2 separate regions of the Homo sapiens genome follow, and region 2 is linked to region 1. A link is an interaction called in ENCODE POLR2A ChIA-PET data of the cell type or tissue named here. Cell type or tissue: PC-9. All regions are shown on one strand. Links, peaks and the distances in the headings refer to the core of each region. The heading gives the core; the rest is flanking DNA.

What was found. Peaks named below come from ENCODE experiments on the same cell type or tissue, not always from the same donor. Only the 100,000 strongest peaks of a DNase experiment are listed, where the experiment ranks them.
Region 2: POLR2A ChIA-PET joins it to region 1 with 11 read pairs; 3 of 35 experiments call an interaction of 5 or more read pairs at or near these places.

Annotation. Positions count from the first base shown.
Region 1 is chr4:139,597,742-139,603,125 of GRCh38, forward strand. It overlaps LOC105377622 (a long non-coding RNA gene), which reads right to left. Exons shown (of 6, transcript NR_171655.1): 5 at 4,942-5,016; 6 at 1-3,830. Among named protein-coding and RNA genes, the nearest start is that of QKILA, 23 kb to the right of the region's middle. In PC-9, for the core only: no CTCF peak of the experiment used is centred there; a DNase peak (open chromatin) is centred at 2,420; H3K27ac peaks cover 1,325 bases.
Region 2 is chr4:139,669,905-139,675,288 of GRCh38, forward strand. All of the region lies in intron 1 of MGST2 (microsomal glutathione S-transferase 2), which reads left to right. Among named protein-coding and RNA genes, the nearest start is that of MGST2, 6.8 kb to the left of the region's middle. In PC-9, for the core only: no CTCF peak of the experiment used is centred there; no DNase peak of the experiment used is centred there.

The DNA of each region.
Region 1 (5,384 bases), core at 154-5,153:
GCTCCTGGACTTCTCTCCCAAACTGGCATTCTTCTCCATCTCAGTTAATGGCAAGTTCATCTTTACAGTTGCTCAGATTAAAATAAGAGTCACTGTAGTGAGTTGAATCATGGCTCACAAAAAGGTATGTCCACATCCTAACGCCAGGCCCTGAGAATGTGACCTGATTTGGAAAAAGGATCTTTTTTTTTTGAGACGGAGTCTCACTGTCACCCAGGCTGGAGTGCAATGGTGCGATCTCAGCTCACTGCAACCTCTGCCTCCCAGGTTCAAGCAATTCTCCTGCCTCAGCTTCCCAAGTAGCTGGGATTATAGGCAACTGCCACCACATCTGGCTAATTTTTGTATTTTTAGTAGAGACTGGGTTTTGCCATGTTGGCCATGGCTGGTCTTGAACTCCTGATCTCAGGTGACCCACTTGCCTTGGCCTCCCAAAGTGCTGGGATTTCAGGCATAAGCCACTGCTCCCAGCCTTTATTTTTAAATAATCCCAAATTTCAAGAGGGCCAATTGCACTTCTAGTGCCTGCAGTAAACAAAGTTAAACAAAACTGGTTTATCTTTTAAAACAACCAGAAGCATTTTTGTGTAAGCCAGAAAAAGGGTCTTTGCAGATTTAATGAAGTTAAGGATTTCATGGTGGAATCATCCTGGATTATCTGGGTGGGTCCTAAATCCAATGACAGTTGTCCTTACAAGGGACAGGTGACACAGAAAAGAGGAGAAGGCAGAGACTAGAGTCATGTAACCCCAAGCCAAGGAACGCCTGGATCCACCAGAAGCTGGAAGAGACAAGGAATAGAATATCCTCTACAGCAGGGGTCTGCAACCTCTGGGCTGCGATGGTACTGGTCCATGGCCTGTTGGGAACTGGGCCACACAGCAGGAGGTGAGCGGCCCCATGAGCATTGCCACCTGAGCTCCACCTCCTGTCAGAGCAGTGCCATTAGATTCTCATGGGAATGCAAACCCTATTGTGAACCACACACGTGAGGGATCTAGGTTGCGTGCTCTTATGAGAATCTAACTAATCCTTGATGATCTGAGGTGGAGCAGTTTCATCCCGAAACCATCCACACACACACCCACCACCCTGCTGCCTCTCTCCCCCGGCACTCCTGCCCCTGTCCGTGGAAACATGGTCTTCCACAAAACCGGCCCCGGAAGGATGAGGACTGCTGCTCTAGAGCCCCTGGAAGCAAGAACCCCTTAATCTCAGACTTCCTGGCCTTAGAACTGTGAGAGAATAAATTTCTGTTGTTTTAAGCCGCCAAGTTTGTGGTGATGTGTTACAGCAGCCCCAGGAAACCGATACGGTCATCTTTAATGTTTCTCTTATTTCTCTTTCTGTGGAGCCTTACCTCCAGTCTCTCAGTAAATCCTGTTGGCCCTATCTTCAAAATATACCCAGAATCTGCCCACATCTTACCACCTCCATAGCTACCTGCTTGGGCTGAGCTCTCAGCATCTCTTGCCTGGAGTATTGCAGTCCTACTAGTCTTCCTGATCCTGCCCTTGACACCCCCGCCTCCAACCCCTGGTGATCCTTTTAACATGGAAGTTGGATCATATCATTCCTCTAGTTACTGTCTCAGAGTATGAGTCAAACTCTTACAAATAATGGGGCCAGGCAGGGTGGCTCACGCCTGTAATCCCAGCACTTTTGAAGGCTGAGGTGGGCAGATCACTTGAGGTTAGGAGTTTGAGACCAGCCTGGCCAACATGGTGAAACGCTGTCTCTACTACTACTACTAATAATAATAATAAAACCTAGCTGGGCATGGTGGTGGGTGCCTGTAGTCCCAGTTACTCGGGAGGTATAGCAGAAGAATCACTGGAACCCAGGAGGCAGAAGTTGCAGTGAGCCGAGATTGTGCCACTGCACTCCAGCCTAGGTGACAGAGCGAGACTCCGTCTCAACCTTCATGATCTGGGCTGCTTCTGTGATGTTTCTAACCTCTTCTTAGACTGTCTCTCTGCTGCTGCTTACCTTTTCAGCCACAATGGCCCCTTTGCTTTTCCTTAAACACCCCATTCATGTTTCTGCCTCAGGGCCTTTGCACTGACTTTTTATTTTGTCTGAAACACTCTTCCTGCAGATACCTAAATAGCTAACTCCCTAATCTCATTCAAGTCTTACTCAAATACCATCCTCTCAGTGAGGTCTCCCCTGACCACCTTATTTAAAAATACAACCCTGAAACACTCTTCTTCTTCCTCCTTCTTTGCTTTATTTTTCTCCATAGCTCTTATTGCCATATAAATACCATATATCTTACTTGCTTATTTACTTATTGTTTTTCTCCACCTGCTAGAAGGTGAGATCCCTGTGACTAGGGAACTGGGGAGATCTTTTTCTGTTCACTGCTGTAACTCCAGCCTCTAGAACAATGCTTGGCATGTAGTACGTACTCAACTCAGTAAATATTTGTTTAATGAATAATTGAAGGTCAGACAGCCTCAATGCATGGTCTACAGAAATAAATGCAATAAGATGACGCATCCTATCTGCTGTCTCATGCTCCCTCTCATCTTCTGGAGACAAAGAAGAGGGAGAGATACGTGTGCCATCAGAAGCTGCACTTTAAAAAATTAATTAACAATTGTGGAAAAGTATACATAACATTAAATTTACCATCCTAACTTTTTTTTTTTTTTTTTTTTTGGAGACAGAGTCTATCTCTGTTGCCCAGGCTGGAGTGCAGTGACGTGATCTCGGCTCACTGTAACCTCTGCCTCCTGGGTTCAAGCGATTCTCGTGCCTCAGCCTCCTGTGTAGCTGGGATTACAGGCATGCGCCACCATGCGTGGCTAATTTTTTTGTATTTTTAGTAGAGATGGGTTTCACCATGTTGGCCAGGCTGGTCTTGAACTCCTGACATCAAGTGATCTGCCCACCTTGGCCTCCCAAAGTGTTGGGATTATAGGTGTGAGCCACCGCGCCTGGCCCATACTAACCATTTTTCAGTCTGCAACTCAGTAGTAAGTACATTCACATTGTTCAACTAATCTCCAGAACTTTTTCATCTAGCAAAACTGAAATACATCCATTACACACTAACTCCATTCCCTTTTTCCCCTAGCCCTTGGCAACCACCCTCCCTTCTACTTTCAGTTTCTATAAATGTGACTAGTCTAAGTACCGCATATAAATGGAATCATACAATATTTGTTGTTTTGTGACTGGCTTATTTCACTTAGCATCATGCCTTCAATGTTCATCCACGTAGCATGTATCAGAATTTCCTTCCTTTTTAAGTTGAAAGCTGTACTTTTGAGTGACACCTATTATTCCACCTGGGCTTCCCTGGAGTGATCCAGTTCCCTCATTACTTTCATGGCTGGTCCAGCACAGCACAGGTGACTAAACTTGACTTCAGGGGGAAGCAATGAGGTTGAAAACTTCGTGTCATGGGGTGTCCCACGAGCTCTGTTTCCTGTGGTGTCAGTTGGCTTTGCTGGCCATAATGAACTCGGGCCCGCTGCTTGGGCGTGCAGAGGGGACCTTGCAGGCTTCTAGGTTAGAGCAAACCTTTTCCCTGCCACACAGCCTTTCCGGTACCCACACAGTCTTTGGCATGATCTTTTGAAGGAGATTTGCCCCCGTTTCAGTGGGTGCAAGTCAACTCATCATTCCACGAGATGATTTTGATAAGCCTTGAGAATTCACTCCAATGTCAAGCAGTCTGTCAGACCAGAATTAAAGTCCTTTCATAATGAATCTGTCTCCAGGAGAAGTGATTGTTCTGGCTTAGGCAGAAGGAGAGAAATGGGGCAAAGAAGAGTAATTCTCATTGCTGATAGTCAGGTCCAGGGAAGGCTGTTTAGTAACTGAGGGAGAAGGATTATATATATATATAAACATTTTTTTGAGACACAGCCTCGCTCTGTCTCCCGGGCTGGAGTGCAGTGGCACAGTCTCAGCTCAAATCATTGCAACCTCTGCCTCCCAGGCTCAAGCGATTCTCATGCTTCAGCCTCTCGAGTAGTAGCTGGGATCACAGGCGTGTGCCACTATGCCCGGCTAATTTTTGTATTTTTAGTAGAGACGGAGTTTCACCATGTTGGCCAGGCTGGTCTGGAACTCCCGACCTCAGGTGATCAGCCCGCCTCGGCCTCTCAGAGTGCTAGGATTACAGGCATAAGCCACCACGCCAGCCCATATACATATTTATATATAATTTACATAAACATATATGCATATAAAAATTATATATTATATATAAATGTGATATATTGTATATAAGTTATATATGTATGCATTTATAATAAAATTTATAAATATATACATTTTAAGTATATATAAATGCATATATTTATAAATATATATGTATATAAGTATATATAAATACATGTATGTATATAAGTATATATAAATACATGTATATATATAAGTATATATAAATACATATATGCTTATGAATATATACATATAATAATTATATAACATAAATATGTACATATAATTATTATATGTATATATTTATCTATTATATGATATATTTTATATATCATATATTACATGTATGTATATGTTTATATATTTATTATATATGTACATATTATGTATATATAATTTTATATGTACTATATCTATATTTCTATGTGCCAGACACTATTCGAGGGTCTTTACAACACTGAGTCACTCAATTCTCACAGCAACTTTAAAAGATAGCTACTGTCTTTACCACCATTTTACAAATAAGGAATATGAGGTGCAGGGGCTTAAGTGACTTTCCTAAGGGCACGGAACTAGCAAATAGCAATGTTTGCTTTCAAACCTAGGCAGTCTAACTCTAGAAGCTATACTCAACTATTATACTCTATTCCCTCCCAAGTCTTTAAAATAATCACCTCACGTTCCCGCCCCATTCCAATATCTTTATTTCCTTAACCCATTTCTCTCTAGAAAAAATTTTAAAAGAAATCTGTAATATCTCACCAGCTGAAGATTCACCATGCACGCAGTTGCATTTTCCAGAAGCAGTTGCATCGTGAGGCCTGCATAACTCTGCCTCTTTGTAAGAAGCAGATTGGGGACATCAGTGTCTTGTGGGTAGGTACAGATATATAAATAGGAAAGTGAAACTCAGAATATACAAACAAAATAAGAGGGTGGTTGTTTACATTATATAAGGGATTCTTCAGTTTAGTAAGGAAACCAATGTTGAATTCCTGGAAATAGCAGCTTATTTATTTGACTAAGTGGTTGGGGTCAGAAAACCCTCAAACTGAAATATTTACAAACCCATTTGTCCCTTTGAAGCTCAAAGAAATTATGATAAATTATTGCTAAGAGGATTATGTTGTCCGTGAGGAAAGAAAATTGTGTTTACTGCCTCCTCTCAAATCGTCTTGAAATGACACATTGAGAAACACATCTTT
Region 2 (5,384 bases), core at 162-5,161, 72 kb after region 1:
ATGGACTGGGAGACAAAGTAACTTGTCAATGATTCTCTGGAATTTGATTGGCCAGAGGGGTAGGCTTAATCTGGTGGGAAAGTTCGTCCAGGTGTGTGCATTCCTCGGTCTTCTTTTCCACATGAGATAATGAGGTCTGAGGGAGGAGACGGCAGGCAATTGTGTTTGTCTTAGGGGGTCTGGTTTCTAGGTAGATAAGGGAGTTTCAGAGGACTGCCCAGCTGCATCCTGTGCCTTGGTAGAGACCACAGGTTGAGACAGGAGGCAGTGGAGAGGTCACAAAGACCTTGAGGCAGCTTCTTTAGTTCAGTCATATTTTGAGGTGTAATATTCTGATTTCCTTCGGTGGGGGGCGGGGGGGGGGCGGTTAACAGAAATACCAAACTCTGTGAAATCTTTTAAAGAGGTTTATTCTGAGCCAATATGAGTGACCATGGCTCGGAGAAAACACAAACCCAAGAAGCCTTCAGTGGGTGGTCCCAAGGCAATTGGGTTACAGTTTGGTTTTATACATTTTAAGGAGGCAGGAATTATAGGCAAAGACATAAATCAATACATGGAAGGTATCTATTGGTTCGGCCCCAAAAGGTGGGATATCTTAAAGCCAGGGGGCTTACAGATTATAAGTGGACTCAGAGATTCTCAGATTTGCAGTTGTTAAAGGAGTAAAGCTTTGTTTAAAGACTTGAATTCAGCACAAAGAAATGCTTACATTAAGAGAAGGGGTGGCCAGGTGTGGTGGTTCATGCCTTTAATCAAGCACTTTGGGTGACCAAGGTGGGTAGATCACTTAAGCCCAGGAGTTCAAGACCAGCCTGGGCAACATGATGAAATGCTGTCTCTATTAAAAATACAAAAAATTAGCTGAGTGTTGTGGCACTCACCTGTAATCCCAGCCACTTGGGAGGCTGAGGTGTGAGAATTGCTTGAGTCCATGGGTTGCAGTGAGCCGAGATCATGCCACTGCACTCCAGACTGGGTGAGAGTGAGACCCTATCTCAAAAAAAAAAAAAAAAAGATAAAGAGGTCATGTGATGCTATACCAGAGTCAGTTGGAAAGTAAGCCACATACTGGGTTAATTTAAAAGAACTGGCCTAATGAGATTTGATGGTTTGTAGGGCGTGACTTAACCCTTGCCTTGTAAGGCCTTAGGTCTTGTCTACAATTTGATGTCTTCTTGCTGCAGCCGGCTTTGTTAGTCTTATGATCCCCATTTTAACCTTAATCCTGGGCAGTTGTGCCTAAACTCCAAAAGGGAGGGGGCACAACCAGGTGTGTCCTACCTCCCTTCCCCTCACGGCAGGGAATTCAGTTTTTCAGGTCTCTCTGGGGTTCCCTCGGCCAAGAGTGGGTCTGTTCAGTTGTTTGGGGGTTAGGATTTCATTTTTGGTTTCTCCTCAGCACATGTGTATCTCTGGAGAAAGCTAGGGAAAGAGGAAAGACAGGCAAAGCAAAAGGAGATTATTATCTAGAGGTTTTAATCAACTCATAAGGGAAATAAAGTTGAAACTCTACAGAAAAGGAGGTGAAATAGCACCCCACTGTCATCATATATTCATCATATATACGTATATATATTTTCAGACCTACTGCTCTGTCGCCCGGGCTGGAGTGCAGTGGTGTGATCTCAGCTCAACTGCAGCCTCTGCCTCCCAAGGTCAAGCAATTCTCCTGCCTCAGCCTCCCGAGTAGCTGGGACTACAGGTGCGCCACCATGCCCGGCTAATTTTTGTTGTTGTTCTTTTTGTTTTTTTGAGAGGGAGTCTCACTCTGTGGCCCAGGCTGGAGTGCAGTGGTGTGATCTCGGCTCACTGCAACCTCTGCCTCCCAGGTTCAAGTGATTCTCCCGGCTCAGCCTCCTGAGTATCTGGGACTACAGGCACACGACACTGCACCTGGCTAATTTTTGTATTTTTAGTAGAGATGGGGTTTCACCGTGTGGGCCAGGCTGGTCTTGATCACCTGACCTCAAGTGATCCACCCGCCTCAACCTCCCAAAGTGCTGGGATTACAGGCACGAACTACCGCACCTGGCCCCACTCTCATCATATTATTCCAAAAATAGCCATGGTCTCTCTGAGGCCCCTCACCTGAGAGAACAGAAGGGCTTCTATCCCTTGGGGCTGGAGGTGAGCCCAGCTGAATCCTCTTTCTTGGGGCTGGACTGGGAGTAGGTGGGATATCTCAGTACCTCTTCCATTTACTGAAGCTCATTCCTCACACTTGCTAGTGTCACAAACAGATGCCCATTGGGTGCAATTAACGTAAGAAAAGATAGCACTTTTAAGGCTTGCTTACTCCCAGCCTCATTTTGAAGCTCTAGGCTCCTGTGCATTACTAATTCATAAGTCTAGGAGCACATACCTTTCATTATTTCCATTTTATAGGTGGAAACAAGAAGACTTGCCAAGTATTTTCTGCAAGGCTGTGAAGCATGTTAGAAGCAATGGTAATAGCAGGTGCAGAGTGGCCAAGTCCTCATTTCCCCCTCAATGGACAAATCCCTTTAGCTGAGCCCATGAGTCATTGGCCTTTCCAGATTGATGCTGCCCTGGAGGGATGGAGCCCAGGGTTGGAGACAGTCAGGGCCCATCTGTACATTCCTTCTCCTCACTCTGCTCTCTCAGGCTGCAGTATGAATGAGAAAACTCCAATCCCAAGCATTTACACACTTTTTTTTTTTTTTTTGACTCGGAGTACAGTGGTGCGATCTCAGCTCACTGCAACCTCCGCCTCCTGGGTTTCAGCAAATCTCCTGTCTCAGCCTCCTGAGTAGCTGGGACTACAGGTGTGCACCACCAAACTCAGCTAATTTTTGTATTTTTAGTAGAGACGGGGTTTCACCATGTTGGCCGGGCTTGTCTCAAACTCCTGACCTCAAGTGATCCACTAGCCTCAGCCTCCCAAAGTGTTGGGATTACAGGCGTGAGCTACTACTGGGCCCGGACAGCATTTACACACTTTAGATATTCAGTGACAATGTTTAAATCCTAAACAACAGCTTATTTGTAGCAGAAGGGGATTAGTGGAAGGGAAGAGCCTGCTTTGAGAGCCCTTGCTACACCAGGATCAATATTGACTTCTTGTGAGAGGGGGAGATCATATCCTGTTCCAGTAGGAAACACATTGCCTCTAATACTCTTAACACAGGGAGAGACCCAAACTATACACTTGGTGTGGAATTTTAAAAGGAAACATTTTTAAAATATTAGCAGGTAGGAAACAGATATTGAGGTACTAAAACAAGTCAGACAAGGAGATAGTGGGGGAGACAACTGGTAAGGAGCTAAAACTGAAATAAATAATGTGAAGCGAAATAATAGTTACTGTAACCCAACTGAACGTGGGTCCATTCACCCAGCATACAGAAACAAACACAAGCACCAGGATTTGCAGTGACAGAAAGGGAAGCATTGATTGCAGGGTGCCAAGCAAGGAGAACTGGGCAGCTAATGCTTAAGACCCTAACTCCCCAATGGCTTTCAGGCAAGGGTTTTAAAATTTTATTTATTTTATTGTTATTTGAAACAGGGTCTTGCTCTGTCACCCAGGCTGGAGTGCATTGATCCTGGCTCACTGCAGCCTTGTCCTCCCAGGCTCAAGCGATCCTGCCTACTCAGCCTCCTAAGTAGCTGGAACTACAGGCGTGCACCATCACCACACCTGGTTAATTTTTGTATTTTTATTTTCTAGACATGGGTTCTCACTATGTTGTCCAGGCTGGTCTCAAACTCCTGGGCTCAAGCAGTCCTCCTGCCTCGGCCTCCCAGAATGCTGGAATTACAGGTGTGAACCACCATGCCTAAATGGGTTTTTAAAATTTGAGATAGGGTCACACCATGTTGCCCAGGCTGGTCTTGAACTCCTAGTCTCAAGTGATCCTCCCACCTTGGCCTCCTGAAATTCTGGATTACAGGAGTGAGCCAACAGACTTGGCCCAAGCAAGGGTTTTTAAAGGCAGGGGTATATTTCAGGAAAGCAGAAGGTATAGGAAAGATAATAAATCAATACATGGAGGTTATACCTTGGTTTGGCCTCAAAAGGCAGGATATCTTGACACAGGGGCTTACAGGCCACAGGTGGATTCAGAGATTCTTTGGTTTGCAGTTGGTTAAGGGAGCAAGGCTTTGTCTAAAAACTTGGGTCAGCAGAAAGAAATATTAAGGTTCTAAGCTAAAAAGTATCTGAGACAATTTAGAAAATTTATTTTGCCAGGGTTAAGGACATGCCCGTGACACAGCCTCAGGGGCTCCTGACAACATGTGCCCAAGGTGGTCAGGGCACAGCCTGGTTTTATACATTTTAGGGAGACATGAGACATCAATTCATTTATGTCAGATGTACATTGGTTCAGTCCGGAAAGGCGAGACAACTCAAAGTCTATATCCAGGTCATAGGTAGATAGGAGACATTCTTTTGAGTTTCTGATTAGCCTTTTACTGAATCAAAGGAAGCAATCAGATATGTATTTGTCTCAAGTGAGCAGAGGAATCACTTTGAGTTCTGTCTGTCCTTTGTCCACAAGGAATTTCCTTGTGGGTAAATTGTGAGGGAGCTATGTAGTTTTTTTTTTTTTTCTTTTTTTATCTGGTGTCTAGGCAAAGTGGCTCACTTCTGTAATCCCAGCACTTTTGGAGGCTAAGGCGGGTAGATCACTTGAGGTCAGGAGTTCAAGACCAGCCTGGCCAACATGGTGAAACCCCATCTCTGCTAAAAATACAAAAAACTAGCTGGGCATGGTGGCACATGCCTGTAATCCCAGCTACTCAGGAGGTTGAGGCAGGAGAATTGCTTGAACCCAGGAGGTGAAGGTTGCAGTGAGCTGAGATCATGCCACTGCACTCCAGCCTGGGTGACAGAATGAGACTCTGTCTCTTAAAAAAACAAAATCTTTATAGCTATCTTATTTAGGTATAGAATGGGAGGCAGGTTTGTCCAATGCAGTTCCCAGCTTGACTTTTCCCTTTGGCTTAGTGATTTGGGGGTCCTAAGATTTATTTTCCTTTCATGAGGTTTAACCCGTGTGTGTGATTCTCTGCAGGCCCCTCAGGAAGAAATTTAGAACAGGGAATGGTGGTCAGAATTCAGTCCTCAGTTCCCGCTTAGCTGAGGTCTGTGTGACAGTGGTCAGCATTTTCCATCTGGTGGAGGTCCTGGTTTCTGAGAAACAACTCAAGAACTTATGTGAAGACGTTGTCTTTAGTTTCTATAGGGAACCGAACGTCTTGTAACTCTGTCTTATTTGGGTGACTATTATTTAAACTATTATTATCTTCTCGCTTAGCGGGACTGAAGGATAGCAAGGTGCTTGGAATTTCCCTTGAAGGAACTCAAGAGTTTTTATTTCCGTGCTTGAGGTGGCTAGCAGGTCCCTAAGAGTGTT